Regions from separate parts of the Homo sapiens genome. Here regions 1 and 3 are each linked to region 2. A link is a loop called in an ENCODE intact Hi-C map of the cell type or tissue named here. Cell type or tissue: endothelial cell of umbilical vein. All regions are shown on one strand.

What was found. A loop is a pair of places that touch in the nucleus more often than their neighbours do. Peaks named below come from ENCODE experiments on the same cell type or tissue, not always from the same donor. Only the 100,000 strongest peaks of a DNase experiment are listed, where the experiment ranks them.
Region 1: it touches region 2 in a loop (7-fold over the local background); 1 of 110 quality-filtered maps calls a loop at or near these places.
Region 3: it touches region 2 in a loop (7-fold over the local background); 1 of 110 quality-filtered maps calls a loop at or near these places.

The regions. Positions count from the first base shown.
Region 1 is chr3:157,334,062-157,338,061 of GRCh38, forward strand. The region is part of intron 9 of VEPH1 (ventricular zone expressed PH domain containing 1); the gene reads right to left. The region is part of intron 7 of LOC101928236 (a long non-coding RNA gene); the gene reads left to right. Among named protein-coding and RNA genes, the nearest start is that of PTX3, 100 kb to the right of the region's middle. In endothelial cell of umbilical vein, no CTCF peak of the experiment used is centred here; DNase peaks (open chromatin) are centred at 1,860 and 2,650; H3K27ac peaks cover 2,354 bases.
Region 2 is chr3:157,281,192-157,285,191 of GRCh38, forward strand. The region is part of intron 12 of VEPH1 (ventricular zone expressed PH domain containing 1); the gene reads right to left. LOC101928236 (a long non-coding RNA gene) reads left to right here. Exons shown (of 10, transcript XR_007096141.1): 4 at 2,033-2,169; 5 at 3,787-4,000. Among named protein-coding and RNA genes, the nearest start is that of CCNL1, 120 kb to the left of the region's middle. In endothelial cell of umbilical vein, no CTCF peak of the experiment used is centred here; a DNase peak (open chromatin) is centred at 1,520; H3K27ac peaks cover 3,739 bases.
Region 3 is chr3:157,416,158-157,420,157 of GRCh38, forward strand. The region is part of intron 5 of VEPH1 (ventricular zone expressed PH domain containing 1); the gene reads right to left. Among named protein-coding and RNA genes, the nearest start is that of PTX3, 19 kb to the right of the region's middle. In endothelial cell of umbilical vein, no CTCF peak of the experiment used is centred here; DNase peaks (open chromatin) are centred at 374, 1,274 and 2,164; H3K27ac peaks cover 2,262 bases.

The sequences.
Region 1 (4,000 bases), 53 kb after region 2:
ATAGTGTATATCAACTCCACGTAGTGTGTATCAAACTCATTGACGCTCCTGTTAGAAGTGGCCTTTAGCAACTACTAACTAAGCCTGACTTTCCTAAGATGCCAACCGTCTATTCCCTGTTGACTTCATGATCATGTGGCTGACATGAGAAAGTTAGGGGGCATTTTATTTCAGTCACTGCTGCTAAATGAGGTGTTACTGAATAGAAAGCAACTAATTTTGTGCAGCCAATTCTCGGGATATACCATGAATTTGAAAGCCAATTTTAGAAAATAATTCTAGTCTTAAGGAAATTCAGTTCTTCAGGCTACAGGTAAGACTGGAAGCCTCTGAGGAAGGCATTTTCATGTGGCTAATTGTACTCTTAGAGTACAAGTTCTGAAAAATGTTACAGATTACTTGTCATTAATGCAGCTGCTGTAACAACATGAACAGCCATTAAGCTTGAGGAAGGTTGATTTCATTTGTTATCCTGCACTGGGGAAATGTCTACCAGCATCACCATCATTAACAAATACTCTGAGGACTTACCAAGGATGAGACATTGGGCTGAGTGTTAAAACTATAAAAAGATTCAGAGTTTTACAGCTTAAAAAAGAGATGTCAGAAGTATATGAATATTTAAAAAGAGCAATCCATGATCAAGTGCCAAATGAGAAGTACTGGGAATCACGGGGGTGTAGAAAGTAAGAAATAGGCTAGCCCTGATGAATGCTAGGCCTAGATAAATAAAATAGCGGGCACCTAGAGGAGCAAGAGTTTGGGTAAAGGCATGGAGGTGGGGATGAGAATGGCATGTCCGAGAAGGCAGTGTGGGATAAAGAAGCAGTGGCAAGATCATAGAGCCAGGGCCAAGTCCTGATTCTGCCTTCTACTGGCCATATTACCTTGGACAGGTTATTCGCCTTTCTATTTTCTCATTCATAAAATGAGGACAGTGCTAACTACACTACAGACTTGTCACCAGGATTAAATAAAATAATTTGTTCACCTTTTTAAAATTATCTATCACCTTCATCAATATTATAATGCTCAGAGTCAATGAAATTATCTCCAAAAAGCTGCTGTCAAAAAGCCCAAAGTGTGTTGGCACTGGGAAATTGGGAGGTGTTTTTTTCTTTGACATTCTCAAATACAGTAGACCACTGGGCAACATAGTAGGACCACATCTCTATGAAAAAAAAAAAAATGCTGGGTGTAGTGGCCTGTGCTTGTAGTTCCAGCTACTTTGGGGGCTGCGGTGGGAGGATGGCTTGAGCCTGAGGGTTGGGGCTTCAGTGAGCCGTGTTTGCATCACTGCACTCCAGCCTGGGCAACAAGGAGGCCCTATCTCAAAAACAAAGAACAAAAAACAACTCCCCACAAGAAGGAAAGGAATGTGCATGGGATAAGGAAATGCAAATACAGAAAACTGAGACAGGAAAGGAGAACAACAAAGAGAGGGAGAAGACAGGAAGATTTATTATGAAGAAAGGTAGTCAAATCAAAGGAAAGACAATCATGGAATAGTGGTAGTAAAAACCCAAGAAGACCAAATGTTTTCCCCTTTGAATACAGCATATAGGATCTGAATATAAATAGTGTCTAGTGTGGGACAGAAGAAGGAATAGAGTACAAAAAGTGTCCATCTCTACAAAAAAGAAATCAGTCAACTATGCGTACTTTTTTTTTCTCATCAATTCTCCAAATATTCTGCTGGGAAAAAGATGGGAGTTATTGGCTCCGAGTTAGTGAAGCCTCTTATATGTGACTCCAGTGACCCTTGAAGTTTGCATCTGTTACAATCAAGCACACCATTTCCTAACACACTGCCTTTGTTTGCTGGACTCATGCAGGGCGGTGGAGTGAGTCACTACATAGCCCACTAGGCACCATGGCTACCAGCCTCCCTCTGCCTGCTGTTTCCTTCCTGGACCGAGACCCTGACATGCAAATCAGCATCGTAGAATCCTCCTTCTGGCATTTCTTGTCTTCTCATTTTCTACTCCTTCCTTACATGATAGCTCCTCATCAATGAGTACTAAGAGTGACTGAAAATACTGCGAATATTTCCTTTGGGTCTTAGAAAGCAGGCTAGAGGGAAAGGGTTTCAGAATAGCTTAATAGCAGTAAAAGCAGTGAATGTTAAACTGCTAGTTATTGTTGGCACTATTCTTGTCTAAGTCGTCTGAATACCAATATATTTACAGTTAGAGTTAGGGCCCCTTTCCCCCAAAACCAATTACTTTGAGTTTTACAGATGAGCTAAGGGTGCCAACTCAGACAGTGACTGCATCAGATTATAACCTAGCATTACTGAGGAACCATTTGCTGCCCCTCCAATGATGCTTAGAAGACCTCAGCAGAACTGGATAAAATGCTTCCTATATGGCACCTCTCTTGGACCACAATGGTATTACCTGGGCACTGCTTACCGCTAGTTCAGTGAACACTCTTGCATCTGCTTCACTCTGCCCAACATTGTGTTGATTCATCTCTGTCTGCTGTCTTCTTCTCCATTCCCCTAAGCGTATACCTTTTATTTCCTTTATTATCATTTAAGTGGGGTTTTATTGCTAGTAGAGATAAACATGTTCAATCAGCTATGTTTACCAGAAGTCTCGCATGGAGGATCAGAAACCCCTACACTCCATCTAACACAAAACTCCAGGTGAATGTGGAAAAATATAATCTAGAGCAAGGGTTGATAAACTACTGTCCATGGGCAAAGTCTGACTCACTGCTTGCTTGTTTAAACAAAGTTTTATTGGAACACAGTCATAGCCATCCATTTATGAATTATCTATAGTTGTTTTCCTACTACAATGGCAGAATTGAGCAGCTTCAACAGAGACCACACAAACTGTCCAAAAATATTTACTACTTGGACTTTTATATGGGAAGTTTGCCAGCCTCTGCTCTAGAACGTAATTTGATTAACAGTGAATAATATTGTAAGACATAATATAAACATTTTTCTGTATTTTAAACTTGTTTGAAAAATGCTAAAATTTTTGGAATTATTACGCTTAGTTTTAGTGTCAAAGGAAATGCCATAGGCATTTTATATATTTATATATGTATATAAATTTATGTATTTATATATAAAGAAATATATTTTACCAAGAAATGGCAAAAGAATATCCTTTTAAATAAAGGTATTAATCTAGATATCAAATATAGCAGTGCGATAAATGTTACTTATAAAGAGAAATCTGGCATTTCTTTACATATTAAATTAAGAAAATGTTAGTTAACATGACTGTTGTTTCCAGTGTTTCAACAAAAATATTTAATTTAAAAGGTTATCCTGATAAAATTTTGTAGCAAAGGCAGCTATAATTGAACATAGCTAGCTTAGATCTTTAAACTGTACTTCTAAACTATTGCACATTTTTCAAACCTAAATTTTCACCATCATGATTAAAAAGTGAAGCATCTTTGAAAAAATAATCTTGCTCCATAAGGTCAAAATATTTTCCAACACAGAAAAAAATTCTGGAAGGAAATACATATCATTTCTAAAAGTGGTAAAATGATAAGATTAAGGATGACTTTCTTTAGTTTTTTTCCTATTTTCCAATATTTTACAGGGAACATTATACTTTTATAATCGGGGAAAAATACCTTCACTAGAATTTTTTTCCACCAGGAAATGGATTAGAATTGAGCTGTGCTGTTATAATAGATTCAATTAGCCTTTCAACTGTCACCAAGTTATTATTGCAGTGGGCTAGCCTTCTGAGGGATAAAATGATCAACTAAGTTTATTTTATACATAAAAAGATTTTAGGTGATAGCCTCAGAGATGTAAAATACTCAGAAAATAAGAATTGTGTCTGAAGATCATTGGATATAGAAAAATTGGCAGTTAATTTTTTTTTCTTCAGTTACCACTCTGGTTTGAAGAATAATATGAAATAGCACCTCCCCAGAATAGTTATTATGTTCTGGGGAGGTCTTTACCAGGTCCATTCCTCAACCAGGGCTTTCCTAGATATGGGTGGGCTGGAGGTGGAAG
Region 2 (4,000 bases):
ATGTTCATACCACAGAGACATAAAATAGGAAGATGGAAGATGGGGAAAGGGAGAAAAGGAAGATTTCAAGATAATAAATTATCTGAGTTTGTAAGTGTGTTTTTATTTTGTCTTTAAGTATTGCAAAGTATCTGAACAAAAAGCTGAGGTTCAATTTTACATAATCAATATATACTCAGTAGTCCCAGTATATCAGTGTGAAAATGTGAAGTTATTGTATAAAAAGCATTCCGTTGTTTTTGGTGCTCTACCAACACTTAGCACGTAGGACAGTGCTCTAACACATGTGGTAGAAGAAAAGACATCATACTACAATGCTAGCCACCACATACATCAAAATCGAGTTTTCTTTTTTTTTTTTCTTTTGAGATGGAGTCTCGCTTGCCACCCGGCTGGAGTGCAGTGGCATGATCTTGGCTCACTGCAACCTCCAACTCCCTGGTTCAAGCGATTCTCCTGCCTCAGCCTCCTGAGTAGCTGGGATTACAGGCACACACCACCACAGCCAGCTAATTTTTGTATTTTTAGTAGAGATGGGGTTTCACCATGTTGGCCAGGATGGTCTCGATTTCCTGACCTTGTGATCCGCCTGCCTCGGCCTCCCAAAGTGCTGGGATTACAGGCGTGAGCCACTACGCCCGGCCAAAATTGAGTTTTCTTTTATCACTTTTAAAGTTCTATGAAAGTTGACATTGAAATTTAATGGAAAAGCTTCATATTCATAGACTCACAAGGCTATTGGTGGCCTTATGGGCTAGGTCCTCTCAGAGGTCATTTAGTTCATTTTCACATTGGCATCTAGAGTGGAAAAATAATCTAGCTCGCATGAAGGGTGCCCCCAAAGGAGACCCACAACTGCTGTTACCAATTCTTTTGACTGTCTGAAAAAACTCTCCTGACACAGGAGGCATTTTGAAACCATCTCCATTTGCCCATGTATTCATAATCTAATATAATATAATAAATAGCACATTCTTTTTTTATTCATATTTATTTATTTAGTTAATTAGTTTAGATTTAGAGACAGGGTCTATGCTATGTTGGCCAGGCTGGAGTGCAGTGGCTATTCATAGGCATGATCATGGTACACCACAGCTTCAAACTCCTGGCCTTAAGCAATCTTCCCGCCACTCTTTCCTGAGTAGCTGGGACTACAGGCACGTGCCATTGCACTCAGCTTGACAGTATGTTCTTATAACACAACTATTTGAAATCAAGTTCTAAAGATGAATCATGATAGAAAGTTGTTTGAAAAAATTGTTCCATTTTCTTTTAGAACCCAAGAAGACCTTCTACTGATGATCACATTCAAATTTTAAATGTCTAGTGACTAAGAGACTAATCACATGGGGCTGCTTAGATTTATCGAGGAGGACAGGAGTGCCAAAACTCTAAGTTGTTTTTTGTAGGGTGTAAGAACAAAGGCATCTCATGTGTCTCGAGAAATGAGTGAAAGTCATGACCCAGTTCTTCCTCCTACTTTAACAAAATGTGACTGAAGAGGAAGCCAGATGTGTTCTAGGACAGACCAGCTGACTAACTCTTACTGTCAACATACACTGTGCAATTCCAAGACACAAGGGCAACTGATAAAGAAGATTAGCTTGGTTTTCCAGAAATAAGTTCTGCTCTGTTCAATCTCCTTGCTCAATCTCCATTCTCTCATTCATGTGGAATAACAAGATCTGCAATAAACACCACCAGGCAAGTCTCTGAGGATTACTGAGTTATTTCAGAAATTTTCTAATCTTCTACTCTGAACTTTTATAAAATGATTATCAGAAAATGAATCAGCAGTTGGAAGAATAGGAAATAGATTCTACTGTAATCATTTCCTGCAAGTAATAATTTCTCACACATTATCATAATAAAGTCTCTGTTCTTCTTTAAGTAGAGTAAGTCATCGAGGAAGTAGATCACTTCTAAAAAATTAAACTTGTCTCTGGGTCTTTATAATATATTATAACATTACTGAATGATTGCTCTTGAAATTTCCAATATTTCATGTCCTTAACTTGAATTTTCCCTACAGGTTGAAAAGTCAGGTTCTGGAATTGGCTGTCTGGATTAAAATACTGGTTCCATCACTGAGAAGCTGTGTGACCTTGCGAAAATTACTTAATCTCTTTGTGTTTCAGTTTTCTGATCTGTAAAATGAAGTCAATAATGGTGAGAAAATGAGAAAAATGCATGCAAGCTTAGCATATTATTAGAGTGATAAATGCTAACAATTATAAATCATGTCAGGGCCTCTACATTATTTTAGCATTTACTTTCCTCTGACTATCTGTACATTACTGGATAAAAATATTTTATTGATCACCAGATATTAAACTCCTGTGAATTTCTGTGTGTTGATGGTGAAGTTGGTGGGAGGATGGTGATGAGACTTACTTGAAGACAGGAATGTATGTGAGTTGACCATGTCAGTAAGCTGAGATACTGTCAATTTCTGAAGGATTCCTCTGGCTGAGTCTACACAGTTAAGAAGTATTATATATTTCTTGATGTCTTTCCTAATGTCTAACTGAAATTCTCTAATTGTCTCATGTTTTATTCCTCATTTATGGAGATGCTGGACAGCATTAAAAAATATTGAAACGTGAATACTTGAAAACAATTACTGTATCATTTGTCAATTCTTTTAAAAAATATCAAAAACCCAGTTTATTTGGCCTTTTGTTCTAGACTTCAATTCTACTTCTTTGGACCCCTTCTCCCTGAGGCTGATAGGGCAGCTGGCCCCTGTGTGGGTGTTGATGAAACCCAGACCAGTACATAGTACTCAGTTGGGCATAGTACATTCTAGGCGCTAAGACAGGCAGGTAAGTGGATCAAGCCTTTACAAGCGGTGACTTCTCTCAGGGAGGAAACAGCCCTAATCTTCATTTACCAGGTTCAGAATGCTTTGGGTATGGTATAGTGATGAATTTGATATCGTTACCATATAATCACAATCTTGAAACATCACATTTTAACATTCAAGGAATATTTGACATTGCCATTTAAAAATATTATTCATTCATTCATTCATTCACTCACTCAACAAATATAGCATGCTAAAAACATAAAAGAAGTATGCTAGATTTTTTCGAATACACCTTTTGGCTCTAACTGGATTATGAATTTCTTTTAGAGCAGAGACACTGTACCTTATTCATATTTCTATCCCAAGGGTCAGCCTGTAGAAGACACTCACCTAATGCAACAAACATGCATTGCATAAATGAAAAATTGGATGCAAGGAATATGCTAGCTGTGCATGACCAATAAAGCATTTGTTGCTATGTCTCATCTTTAAACTTTGAATTTAAGCAGAACTTGAATGCAAATACTGTCTCCATGAAAAATATATTTGGCAACAATATTATGTTAGACCTTTCACTTAGATTAAATATATAATTTAAGTGCTTATATAAAAAAGAAGATGAAATCAACAACCTATATAAACTATCCAGGGAGTCAAGGGTTTTGGTGAAAAAAAAAAAAAACAGTTTAAAATAGGACTTTTCTTAAACTCAAATCCTCTTTCATGTAGCAAAAGGAAATGAGCAAAGAAATCCAAACCCACTGAAGTTTTCAGGGCCAAACATTTTGATTCAATATGCTCTGCTATAAAATATTTGGCCTTGTTTGAATTTTTATTGCTATATGTTCTCAGTCTATATTTAACTGTGAGGAACACAAATAAGAAAGAGTAAATGTGCAGAACGTTCATTTCAAGAGCATGGCAGTGAATTTGAGAAAACATGTATTAAAGGAACACTTTGTGTTTTTAACTTTCAGCCCCTTTTCTGAGGCCTCCCTTGGCCAGATATGATTAAATATTTATCAAACTAAGGACTCAGCTTACTTGGAGTGAAAACTCTTCAGGGCCTCTCAGAGATACCTAAGATAAGTACCTTATTTTAGTAGCTCTCAAATAAAGCTTCTTTTATGCTCTGTCTTTTTCATATATAAAATAAGGTCTAATTAGAAAGTTTTATAATGGAGGCAGTCA
Region 3 (4,000 bases), 130 kb after region 2:
AGTGTAATTTATATAGAGTGACATCTGAATAAAACATCTCCCCCACCCTATAGTAGTTAAAGAGTTGTACACAATGTTTAAACATATACTGTCATGTATTACTACAAAACAACTAACAAGAACATAAAAGAAGAAAGTTTCTAGATAACTAAAATTATCCTATATAGAGATTTAAACTTTAGATTCATATCCAGTACTTTTGGAGGAAATAAAGGGCTAGATTCTGGTAAATGGCATATATGAATGCACAGTTCTACAAATGCTGCCTGTGCATTAGGGAGCAATTGTATGTCCTTCAGGAGAAGCCATGCGAGGTCCCTGGCATATATGGCAGAAGTGTCAGCCAGCTGCTCCAGGTCAGGGCAACATACTTAACCTCATGTTTTTAGCAATGAAAAATGCTTGCACATTTCCTGCCCCATTCTATAAAGTTTCATTTGCCAGTCCTTACTCTTCAGGTCCTGTTTCCTGAACACCAAGGTCTTTGTGACATGTGCTTCTAGTCATGTCACTTTTACTTTAAAATTTAAACTCCAGTGATACGTCCCAAGCTACACAGCATGGGTTTTAGCTGTTGTCCTGTAAAGAACAATTAAAAAGGAAAGAAAAAGAAAAAATGAAGGAAGGAAGAGAAATAAAGAAAGAGAGAAAGGAAAGAGAAAAAGGAAAGAAAGAAATAAAGAAAGAAAAGAAAGAGAGAAAGAGAAAGAAAGACAGACAGACAGAAAGAAAGAAAGAGAAAGGAAGGACGGAAGGAGAAAGAGAAAGAAAGAAGAGAGAAAAGGAAAGAAAGAAGCTCAAGGCAAATACATACACCTGGGCATAGTTGAATCCATAGAAAGAGCAAGGGAAGTGAAGCCCTGAACAATGTAAACTAAATAATAACAATTTTACAAATTAAACAAAAGTTGTTTTTTTTTTTACTCTGAATTCCTAATAGCCTAAAGCTTGTTATGATAATGATAGAAAACACAGGTATTTCTTGAAATTTATCCACACATGAGAAACAAGTCTGCTTTGGGCTTTAGATAGATTATTCTTGGATTAGAAGGAATTTTATTTTCCAAACATAGGGCATTTCCTTAGGCTGGTGTCTTCAGTGCTTCCTCATTGGGAGCCGCCTTCCTGACTCAGGGAATGCTGTGCTTTGCTGAGAGCCAAGTAGCCACTAAGAATATAGATTCTGGCTGCAGAGAACAAGCTGACATGGACTTTGTTCAGGCTGTAAACCATGGACAGCTGAAAAAGCTACCAAACTGGCCTTCTTGCCTCAAGTCTCTGTCCCTTCTGTTCAGGCTCCTCACTGCCACCAGAGTCATAGCCCTTAAACTCCGATCTAATTACCTCAGGTCTCTCTTAGAGACTTTCAAAAATTTCTCATGGCCCATGGCCAAAATTCCAATGCTGTGGTATTCCAGATTCCAGTGTCTTTTTTGATGGGCCTATCTGCAGACTCTTCCCCCATGACCCAGCTACATGGCACTGATCACTCACAGTGGCTTGAACACAGAGAGAAATCTCATACTTTCAAATTCGATCTCAAATCTCTACTTCTTGGAAGTCTTCTTTCCAGCCCACCATAACAAATGCAGGACCTGACACTAGGGTACAAGCAGAGGCCCTTACACCACAAATATTCAGCTGCTATATAAAATGTTCTATCCTCCTCCCTGACAAATGTGCCTTTATAACAATCTGTGATGCTTGATTTGAATTTAGAATGTTTGGACTCTGTAGAGAAAACAGGGAGAGATGTCTCTCAGCCCCCATTCCTTGCCCCATCCCTTCTCTTCTATTTCTACCCCTGGCTTTGCCCTGCATGTGAACACCCCAGTCCACATATGCAAGCTCTTCTAGGCCACCTCTCAAGAATATGGGGTCAACTGTCGGCATGGCTTGTTCTCAGGAGAATAGACCCAAGGACGAAGTCTTCACAAGCTCTGGAAGCAGGTTTGAGATACCTGGGAAAGGAATTCCAAGATCTCAGTTACCTGAACTGAGTTTAGTGGGCAAAGGAGTGGATGGGAACTAAGGGTGCAAGTAAAGGAGGGCCCAAACAGAATGCTCTAAACCAAGTAGCCCAGGGTAGGGCAGCAACCCTGAATTCCCTGGTTTTTCCTGAATAGAGTTAGTCACTTCCTCTTCTGTGCTCCCATAGCAGTCTATTCACGAGTTTGGCATTTTGTCATTGAAGATTGATGGATATATCTTCCAGACCATGTGCACCTTGAGGATAGGGCCATCTGAAAACAGTGCCGTAACTTAATTTACAGCAAACAACATTTCAATTCCTCTGTAAAGAATAAAAGTTTTCAAGCAATTAAAGTCTCAGGATACAAAATCAATATGCAAAAATCACTAGCATTCCTATATAACAACAGCAGGGAAGCAAAGAGCCAAATCATGAATAAATTCCCATTCGCAATTGCTGCAAAGAGAATAAAATATCTTGGAATACAGCTAACAAGGGAAGTGAAGGACCTCTTTAAGCAGAACTACAAACCACTGCTCAAGAAAATCGGAGAGGACACAAACAAATGGAAAAAACATTCCATGCTCATAGATAGAAAGAATCAGTATTGTGAAAATGGCCATACTGCCCAAAACAATTTACAGATTCAATGCTACTCTCATTAAACTACCATTGACCTTCACAGAATTAGAAAAGACTATTTTAAAAGTCATTTGGAACCAAAGAAGAGCCCAAATAGCCAAGACGATCCTAAGCAAAAAGAATAAAACTGGAGGCGTTATACTACCCAACTTCATACTAAACTACGAGGCTACAGTAACCAAAACGGCAGAGTACTGGTACAAAAACAGACACATAGACGAATGGAACAGAATAGAGATCTCAGAAATAAGACCACACATCCACAACTATCTGATCTTCAACAAACCTGACAAAAACAAGCGAGGGGGAAAGGATTTTCTATTCAATAAATAGTGCTGGGAGAAGTGGCTAGCCATATGCAGAAGACTGAAATAGGATCCCTTCCTTACGCCTCATAAAAAAATTAACTCAAGATGGATTGAAGACTTAAATGTAAAACCCCAAAAGATCAAAACCCTAAAAGAAAATCGAGGCAATACTATTCAGGACATAGGCACAGGCAAAGATTCATGATGAAAACATCAAAACCAATTGCAACAAAAGCAAAAGACAAATGGGATCTAATTAAAGAGCTTCTGCACAGCAAAAGAAACTATCATCAGAGTGAACATATAATCTACAGAATGGGAGAAGATTTTTGCAATCTATCCATCTGACAAAGGTCTAATATCCAGAATCTACAAGGAACTTAAACATTTACAAGAAAACAAACAAACATCCCCATTAAGAAGTGGGCAAAGAACGTGAATAGCCACTACTCAAAAGAAGACATTCATGTGGCCAGCAGACATATGAAAAAAAACTCAACATCCCTGATCATTAGAGAAATTCAAATCAAAACCACAGTGAGATGCTGTCTCACGCCAGTCAGAATAGTGATTACTAAAAAGTCAAGAAGAAATAGATGCTGGCGAGGTTGTGGAGAAAAAGGAACATTTTTACACTATTGGTGGGAATGTAAATTAGTTCAACCATTTTGGAAGATAGTGTGGTGATTCTTCAAAGACCCAGAACCAGAAATACCATTTGACCCAACAATCTCATTAGTGGGTATATACCCAAAGGAATATAAATCATTCTATTATAAAGATACTTGCATGCATATGTTCATTGCAGCACCATTTGCAATACCAAAGACATGGAATCAACCCAAATACCCATCAATGATAGACTGGATAAAGAAAATATGGCACATATATACCATGGACTACTATGCAGTCATAAAAAGGAACAAGATCATGTCCTTTGCAAGGACATGGATGGAGCTGGAAGCCATTATCCTCAGCAAACTAATGCAGAAACAGAAAACCAAACACCACATGTTCTCATTTATAAGTGGGAGGTGAACGATGAGAATACAAGCATACGATATGGGAGGGGTGGAAC